3 separate regions of the Mus musculus genome follow, and all the other regions are linked to region 3. The links are chromatin loops, found by intact Hi-C in ENCODE. Cell type or tissue: left cerebral cortex. All regions are shown on one strand. Region 1 overlaps B3galt1 (UDP-Gal:betaGlcNAc beta 1,3-galactosyltransferase, polypeptide 1). Region 2 overlaps Stk39 (serine/threonine kinase 39). Region 3 overlaps Stk39 (serine/threonine kinase 39).

What was found. A loop is a pair of places that touch in the nucleus more often than their neighbours do. Peaks named below come from ENCODE experiments on the same cell type or tissue, not always from the same donor. Only the 100,000 strongest peaks of a DNase experiment are listed, where the experiment ranks them.
Region 1: a loop joins it to region 3, with 1.9 times the contacts of the local background. A loop is called at or near these places in 2 of 42 quality-filtered maps.
Region 2: it touches region 3 in a loop (2.2-fold over the local background); 3 of 42 quality-filtered maps call a loop at or near these places.

The regions. Positions count from the first base shown.
Region 1 is chr2:68,033,553-68,036,052 of GRCm38, reverse strand. All of the region lies in intron 4 of B3galt1 (UDP-Gal:betaGlcNAc beta 1,3-galactosyltransferase, polypeptide 1), which reads right to left. Among named protein-coding and RNA genes, the nearest start is that of Mir6335, 250 kb to the right of the region's middle. In left cerebral cortex, no CTCF peak of the experiment used is centred here; DNase peaks (open chromatin) are centred at 360 and 1,153; H3K27ac peaks cover 1,456 bases.
Region 2 is chr2:68,255,449-68,257,948 of GRCm38, reverse strand. The region is part of intron 16 of Stk39 (serine/threonine kinase 39); the gene reads left to right. Among named protein-coding and RNA genes, the nearest start is that of Stk39, 220 kb to the left of the region's middle. In left cerebral cortex, no CTCF peak of the experiment used is centred here; DNase peaks (open chromatin) are centred at 250, 599 and 1,267; H3K27ac peaks cover 1,613 bases.
Region 3 is chr2:68,309,229-68,311,728 of GRCm38, reverse strand. All of the region lies in intron 12 of Stk39 (serine/threonine kinase 39), which reads left to right. Among named protein-coding and RNA genes, the nearest start is that of Stk39, 160 kb to the left of the region's middle. In left cerebral cortex, a CTCF peak has its summit at 1,400; a DNase peak (open chromatin) is centred at 1,400.

The sequences.
Region 1 (2,500 bases), 280 kb after region 3:
GCTGTTTGAAATATATGTTACAACATGCTGAATATCTTAGGATGTGCAATGTTAAGTTGAAGGGACTACAAATGTGGCCCATCTTTCCTAGTTTTCTCTCAGTTTTCTGAGCAGATGGCTAGCACACTATCATCCAATGACTACTAGGGCATTAGAGACAGTCATAGTGTGAGCAGCACGGAGAGAACAATATAGCATGAGATACTTCGGTTCTCACTGCTCTTTTGGATGGCTGCTTTCATAAGCAGACATTCAGAGCTTGCTTGCTTTGCTGAGCACTGGGTTGCCGAAACTTTGGACAGATGTAAGGAGAAGTGCCTGCAAATTACTGCACACTTTAATTAATGCTCCATCAGAAAGCATGCCGCGGTCTGTGTCTCAACAGTCATTCTCAGTTAAAGTGTCTATGATCAATAAATACCAAACAATGAAAGAAAGGTTATCGATCATGGCTTACTGCATCAGAAAACTAGGAAATTACTTGTGGATGTATTTCCTGCCACCTGGAGCCATTTCAAAATGGGATAAATGTCATCTATTGTAGACAGGTAACTTTAAGAAATCCATTGGTCTTAAAAGTATTTACCACACGGAACATTTTCCCCTGCTCCCTGATGAGCCTGTCATTCTCCCAAATCATGCAGTTCATTACATTCAGATTATATCTACATGCTCGTAATTCTAAGTGGCTCCAAATGTCTCTCTTCTGCCTCGAGTTCTCTTTTAAAAGCCACCAAGAATCTTGTGCACACAATCTAAATTCTTCACTCCTGTCTAGCGTTTCATTCATTCAAGGTGTGAGTGGGCAACTAATGATGTCTTTCTGTTTGCTAAGTCTTTCTCCATGCTTTCCAGAGCTTTTTGCTACATTATTTCGATGGAGACCTACCCCACTCCCCTTTCCAGTCCTATAGCCATAGACCTTGCACGGGATCCTATTGTGAATTATAGAAACTGCCAGATGACAGAAAAAAAGGTCATAACTTCCTCAGGACATAGAAGATGTGAGGACTCCAACCTTTCTCTCCTCAACCACGCAGAAGATGGCGAGCTAAGGAAAATGCATTGCTTTAATATTTTTATGAGTCTCTGCAGAATCTCATGCTGAAGAATTTGCCACCTACATCCACTTGCTCAGGCTGCTATGCATAAATCAGTTTTCTTCCCACCTCCCCTTGTGAAAATGGGGCCTAAAAAAACACCACAAGTCTCTGCTCCTTCAAAGGACAGAAGTTGCTCATGCATCCTGTTCTCTCAGAATGTTAGCACCAGGATGAAACAGCTGCAAACACGTATTATATCTCCTTTAATAAGTGACAGTGGAGGGCTCTCTGCTCCCTTCTGCCTGAATCCACTACACAGAACACCAGAACACTGAGAGAGAGAGAGAGAGAGAGAGAGAGAGAGAGAGAGAGAGAGAGAGAGAGAGAGAGAGAGAGAGTTTTACATACGTTGAATTTATAAGATTAAAATTAATCCAAAGTCAGGAAGGAATGAAGGAGTTGAAGTGGTTTGCAACCCTATAGGAAGAACAACAATATCAACCAACCAGACCCCCACCCCCACCGCAGAACTCCCAGGGACTAAGCCATTGTCTTAGTTAGAGTTTTACTGCTGTGAACAGACACCATGACCAAGGCAAATCTTATAAAAACAATATTTAATCGGGGCTGGCTTACAGGTTCAGAGGTTCAGTCCATTATCTTCAAGGTGGGAGAATGGCAGTATCCAGGCAGGCATGGTGCAGGCATAGCTGAAAGTTCTAGTCTTCATCCAAAGGCTGCTAGTGGAAGACTGACTTCCAGGCAACTGGGGTGAGAGTCTTAAGCCCACACCCACAGTGACACACCTACTCTAACCAGGTCACACCTATTCCAACAAGGCCACAGGTCTAAATGGTGCCACTCCCTGGTCCAAGAATATACAAACCATCACAGCCATCAACCAAGGAGAACACATGGCTACATATGTAGTAGAGGATGGCCTTGTTATGCATCAATGGGAGGAGAGGTCTTTGGTCCTATGAAGACTCGATAGATGCACCAGTGTAGGGGAATCGAGAGTGGTGGTTGGGTGGAGGAACACCCTCATAGAAGCAGAGGGAGGGAGGATGGGATTGGGAGTTTGTGCGGGCTGGGGGGGGATTGGAAAAGGGGCTGGGGGGCATTGGAAAAGGGGATAACATTTGAAATTTAAATAAAGAAAAGAAAATATCCAATAAAAAAAGAAATTAAAATATGTCAGAAAGGTGAACTGTATAAGGGGTTGGGGAAGGGGAAGGGAAGCTGCAGGAAAGCAAAAGAAAACAAGGCATGGTGGCAGTGAGGGACAGAAGCAGAGGGAGGGAAAGGAGAAAAGAAAATACAGATTAGTCTCTAGAGGTTAGAGCATGAGATCAGTTAAGGAAGAGTCAGGAGGAGGAAAGCCATTGCGTCTTTCATTCCAATCCAAGTGTAGATATCCACGCACCGAAAGTCAGTGTGACTTCCGTGGCAACCCC
Region 2 (2,500 bases), 54 kb after region 3:
AGTGCCCCGTGGCATGGAGCAGTGGGTGCCATGGCTTTTACTACAGCAGAGCAAACACACATTACAAAAGTCTGATTACCTAGCTGTGGGGTAAGCTGCCTGGAGAGCGCAAAGCTTCACACGGCACAGTGTGGATTGAAGGAAGGCCGCTGTACAGCCCAGAAAGGCTGCTTTCATGGAGAACAAGGGTAGGGCAAAATTTATGCACTGTTCGTAGGTGGAAATCATAAACCCACCCCTGTTATGTTTAAAGTTAACACCACCTTAGGCAAGAAGCAGGCAACACTCTCAGGCCTTGTGTAAATAGACATGCAGAAGACAGCACTGCCTTCTGGCTGGCTGTTGCTTAAAAAAGTAAATTCGTGAGGCAAAAAGAAAGTAGATGATATGCATGTATAAATTTGCTTATCTTGTCTGCCTAGGTTGGCTATAAAATGTAAATAGACAAGAGCGGAGTCCTCGTTACAGTTATTTTAAAGAGGATTACCAAGAAAACTGATAGGGAGAACTCAGAAAAATCCCCTCTCACCCCTGAGGATCAGTTAGTTACCCATGGGAAAAGAAGTCTCCCTAGGAGGTGGCTACGCAGAGCCACGTGGCTTTCTCTGTATTATAAAAGTAGTTCTAAATTTTGCACTGGACTTGTGCAAGGTCTTTGTCATTTTCTTTAATGGCTTTTGGTATCTCACCAGTTGGATAAAGGAATGGGGTTTGTAAGGAGAATGCAGTGCTCCTCAAAGCTGCCCACCACCGGCAGGCAGCCTGCAAGACTCAGTGCAGAGGCCAGGGGCCAGATGCCCGAGCTGAGGACTGGAGGCGGGTGGGCCGGTTCATGTGTGAGCCTGCTGACTGCTGTCACTAGGGTTCTCTGCCACCCTGCCTGGGCTCTCTTTAGGTGGATTTTGAAAGCAGATGTTAGAATGTCTATTTCTAAAAGGGGAGACATATTTCTGCATTATTTTATGCAATATTACTGACACATTTTGAGCCAGGATGTTATGAAGCTTATTTTAATAATGTTTTATGAAAATAATGTTTTTTAAAATTTAATACTTAATACTAATAAATAGATATGGCCTATTTGAAAATACATATATGTCCTTGTAAGTTGGCTGAGGACTTTGAGAGATATTGTTCATTATTTTCTGAAAGACTCATTTTCTGCAGGACTGCATGTAAAATCGGCTTCCTTTGTAAGAGTCTGCAGAAATGCTTGCTCCCTGCCAGCCCTTCACACCCATCAGCTGGAAGACACACGTGTGGAGCCTCAGAGCGTGGGGTTTTATCATTGTATGGCATGCGCCCGCCTCTCTTCATGCTGTGCTTCTGGTGCTGGGACCTGTCTTCTCAGCTGTGGGCTCTCTCTCATCCTTACCACTCAATATGGTGGATAAAGAAATACACGTTATCCCATTTCACAGATTTACCCCTGGAGCAGCACATGAATGGATGATTTAGGACAGCGACAACATCGCTGCTCCCTTTAAAATGAAATTATGATCAACAGGAGTTTGGTTTGCATTTGTGTGCCGTTCTCCCTTCACCCTCTCTCCGCCTCGTTCTTATCACATGACTTTTGGGAAGGAAATCGTCTTTTCCACTAGGATGTTCTTGAGTTTGGATGTTTTGGGGAGTCCAGACAGTGAGATTCCTGTATCATGATCTCGTCTTACACTTCTTACAGGTGTGAACTTCCAGGCTCCAACCTCAAGTCCCAGCAGCAGGAGTCCTGGGCAGAGAGGCTAGGAATTAGCATTGTTCATAAGCATCCCAGGTTCGCCCTATTCACATGGGGGCCACCTTTACTTTTTGTTTTCAGTATCCTAATGCGGGCTGTCCTTGTTCCTCAATCTCTGTGGCTTCACAATGTTATTATTCTCCTTTGCTTTTCTGATTTGCTTGGTTATCTTATCTGCTTGGAAGTTGGTATACTTTTTACTCTAATGAATAGTTAACATTTTTACAAAATTAAAACTAACCTTGTTGGGAATGGAGAGATGTCTCAGTAGTTGGGATCGTTTTGTTTGTCTTTCTAGAGGGTTTCGAGTCAATTCCTAGCTTTCACATGGTGGCTGGCCCCGCCTATAACTCCGGTTTCAGGAAATCAATACCCTCCTCTGACTTCCTGGGCCACCAAGCATGCACATGTTACAGAGACATACATGCAAGCCAAGCACATACATTTATTTTACCTTAGAAAATACTAATATTACCACTCATGGCATAGCAGACCCTGCATGGAGTTTCCTCTTTTGTTTTTCTAGGTGATAGTAAAGCATTTTTAGGCTCCAATGTATGTAAGCAACAGAACCTTGGATCCCTTGGGAACGTGCGCTGAGAGTTCACAGCTGTTCCATCTCCGTTTAGCACTGCGCACGTCTGTTCCGGGTGATCGGCAGGATTGAGTAGCATTGGACTTTCATGACAGAGACTGTAGAAAGACTGAGATTCTCTTACATTCAGTTCAGCCACATTTCCATGGCGTTTACCGATATTGAAA
Region 3 (2,500 bases):
GTGAAAAGACTTGCTGCCCTGCCTCCAATCACAGCAGGCAAAACCTTGATTCTTAGGCTCAGCCAGTAGAGTTGAATTTCTTTTCTAGTTTAGGGTTAGGTCTAGGCAACTCTGATTTTTGACTTCTGATTAGTGGCTAGGGTCTAGACAGCTGACTAGGAAAACTGCAGAAGTCACTCTGAATCCAGATGTGCAGAATGACACCCCTGAATGAGTGAATGAATAAATGAACAAATAAATAATAAAAGAAGGAAGCTGACATTTTTCAGAAATCACCTGAAAAATTGCCCTTGACTTAAGCTAAGCAGATCCTACGAGGAGACTGTTGAAGGTCTTTGCTCTCCTGTGTCTAGGATAATTACGAAAGTCTCTGTTTGCTGGCTCTCGGATACTATTCTCATTAGAGAAGTATTACAATACGGATTTAGACTGAATTAATTTTTACCAGGTTTAACTAAAGATTAAACACATGTGAAGATTACATTTATTTCTGTTGCTTGATTTTTTTTTTTTAAACTGCCACTAGCTTTTAATACCATCCTGATGAAAGGTGTTTCTCTATTGCTTAGCTGCTCCAGCCGTGTTTGTTTTCTATCTCTGTATAAAGGCAGAGAGAAGGTCTGATCTCTTCCTGAACATGTTATGCTGACCTCTGTCTGTCACAGGCTGCTCAGCCTGGGTTGCAGCTGCTGCAGTGTAGTGCAGGTCACTGCCCTTCAGAGTCCTTGTGACTGAAGCGAGATGTGTGATCAGAAATCTGTGATTCCAAACATCAGCTTTCTGCTTTAGAATAATTTTCAGTTCGTACAAATGCTGCAAAGGTAGTGGACTCCTCCCCCAGTTTCTCCCTGTGTCCAATTTTTACATAATCTGGGCATATTTATCAAAACTCAAAAATGGATTCTGCTACATTCTTATCAGCTAAGTTTCGGAATTCTTAATAGATTTTACTAATCTGTCCACTAATGCCCGTCTTCTGCTCAAGTAGGATGCAAACCAGCACAACACACTGCGTTTTCTTACAGTGTTATTAAAAATAGAAAGAGAGCAGACAAGGCCCTGCTCTGAGGACTTGGGGAGCAGACAGTGCCTCTTTTTCCTTGCGAAGCTCTGAAGCAGTTGCCTCTCTTTTCCAGGTCTGAGGTCCCTGTCAGACTGTCAGAGTCTGTGTCAGAGTTATAGCCATCATTCATCTGTAGTTTTCCTTCTTTCTTCCTGTCAAAATGCATACCCGCTCAAGGACTTCTTCTTGTAGCAAATTGTTTAGACAGAAAGCAATTTGGTACAATTTCTGTACTGTGGAAGGGTAGCTGCTACTAATCCTGTCAGCTTTCTTGTGGGGTTTCAGTTTAATGGAGTTATGCAGCTGTGGCTTAATTTCATAGAGTTATCCCCCAGTGGTGACAGTCGGAACTGCACTTGATTGTTAGTGAGTATACTTTGTATGGGAGAGCTTTCTCTTACCTTGAGCACCCGTGCATGTTTGGAGGAGTCATGTGCCCTGTGCTAGAAGTAGCTGCTGCATGACATGAAGTGTTATACATATGTGGGAAGTTGCAAGGTGTGTGGTACTTCTGTCCAGTCACCTGACTGGCTCTCCATCCTGATGCTAGCTCAGGAGCAGGGGGTCAGGGAAGGAGCGGGCAGATTGGGGATCAGCCTGCATGATTCTTAGAAGGGGTGTTAGGTTGAGGGCTTTGTCCTCTGCTACTAAGTGGTCAGAGGTTTGTTGCGTTTCTAAGAGTCATTTTTCACGAACATGTTATGCAAATTTTCAAAAATAAAGCAGAATTAAATTCTGTTGCAGTGACATACCAATGACTGTGTTTCCAGTCACTAATGTTGCTTTTCCATATATGTGTCCTGTTTATCCATTTGCCCACCTTAACTTTTCCATGCATTTCCGAGTAATCCAGAGGCATGAATATTACCTAAGTAAATAGCGAATAACAATTAATAACACTTCTCACCATCGCTTCAGTTAGAATGAAGTTCTTTTTGAGTGAACTCAGAGAGCAAGAATTTTAGACTCTTAGACTCGAGAAAGTGCTTGCTGCGAAGATTTCTGCTGATTTTTAGTATTGGTAATGAATTAGAAATAAGATCTCTATCCTTCATTTTCATTGCTGTTTCTCTTTGAGTGTGGTGGGATTTGTTGTTGTTGTTGACTCTCTCAAGTTTATGCCTCAGGGTAGTGATCACAAAAGCAGAGCTTGAGGCGGAAATACCTTAGGACCAGACCAAAAATCTTGAGTGAAAAGTTTCACTCTTGCGGTTCTGTTGTTTTTTTCCACCATGTTTACTTGCCCAAGCAACAGTGAAAACTTACTCGAAGTAATGGTATAAAAAGCAGGTTTTGCTCACTCTTCATATCTTTTCATTAAGGCCCCCTTAACAATAGAGGGAATGATAGTATGAGACTGAGTTATTCTTTTAAAGCATGCAGAGAGTATTTATTGCATAGATCCTCCCTTTCGCCATGAGATTTTGAATGGCAGGA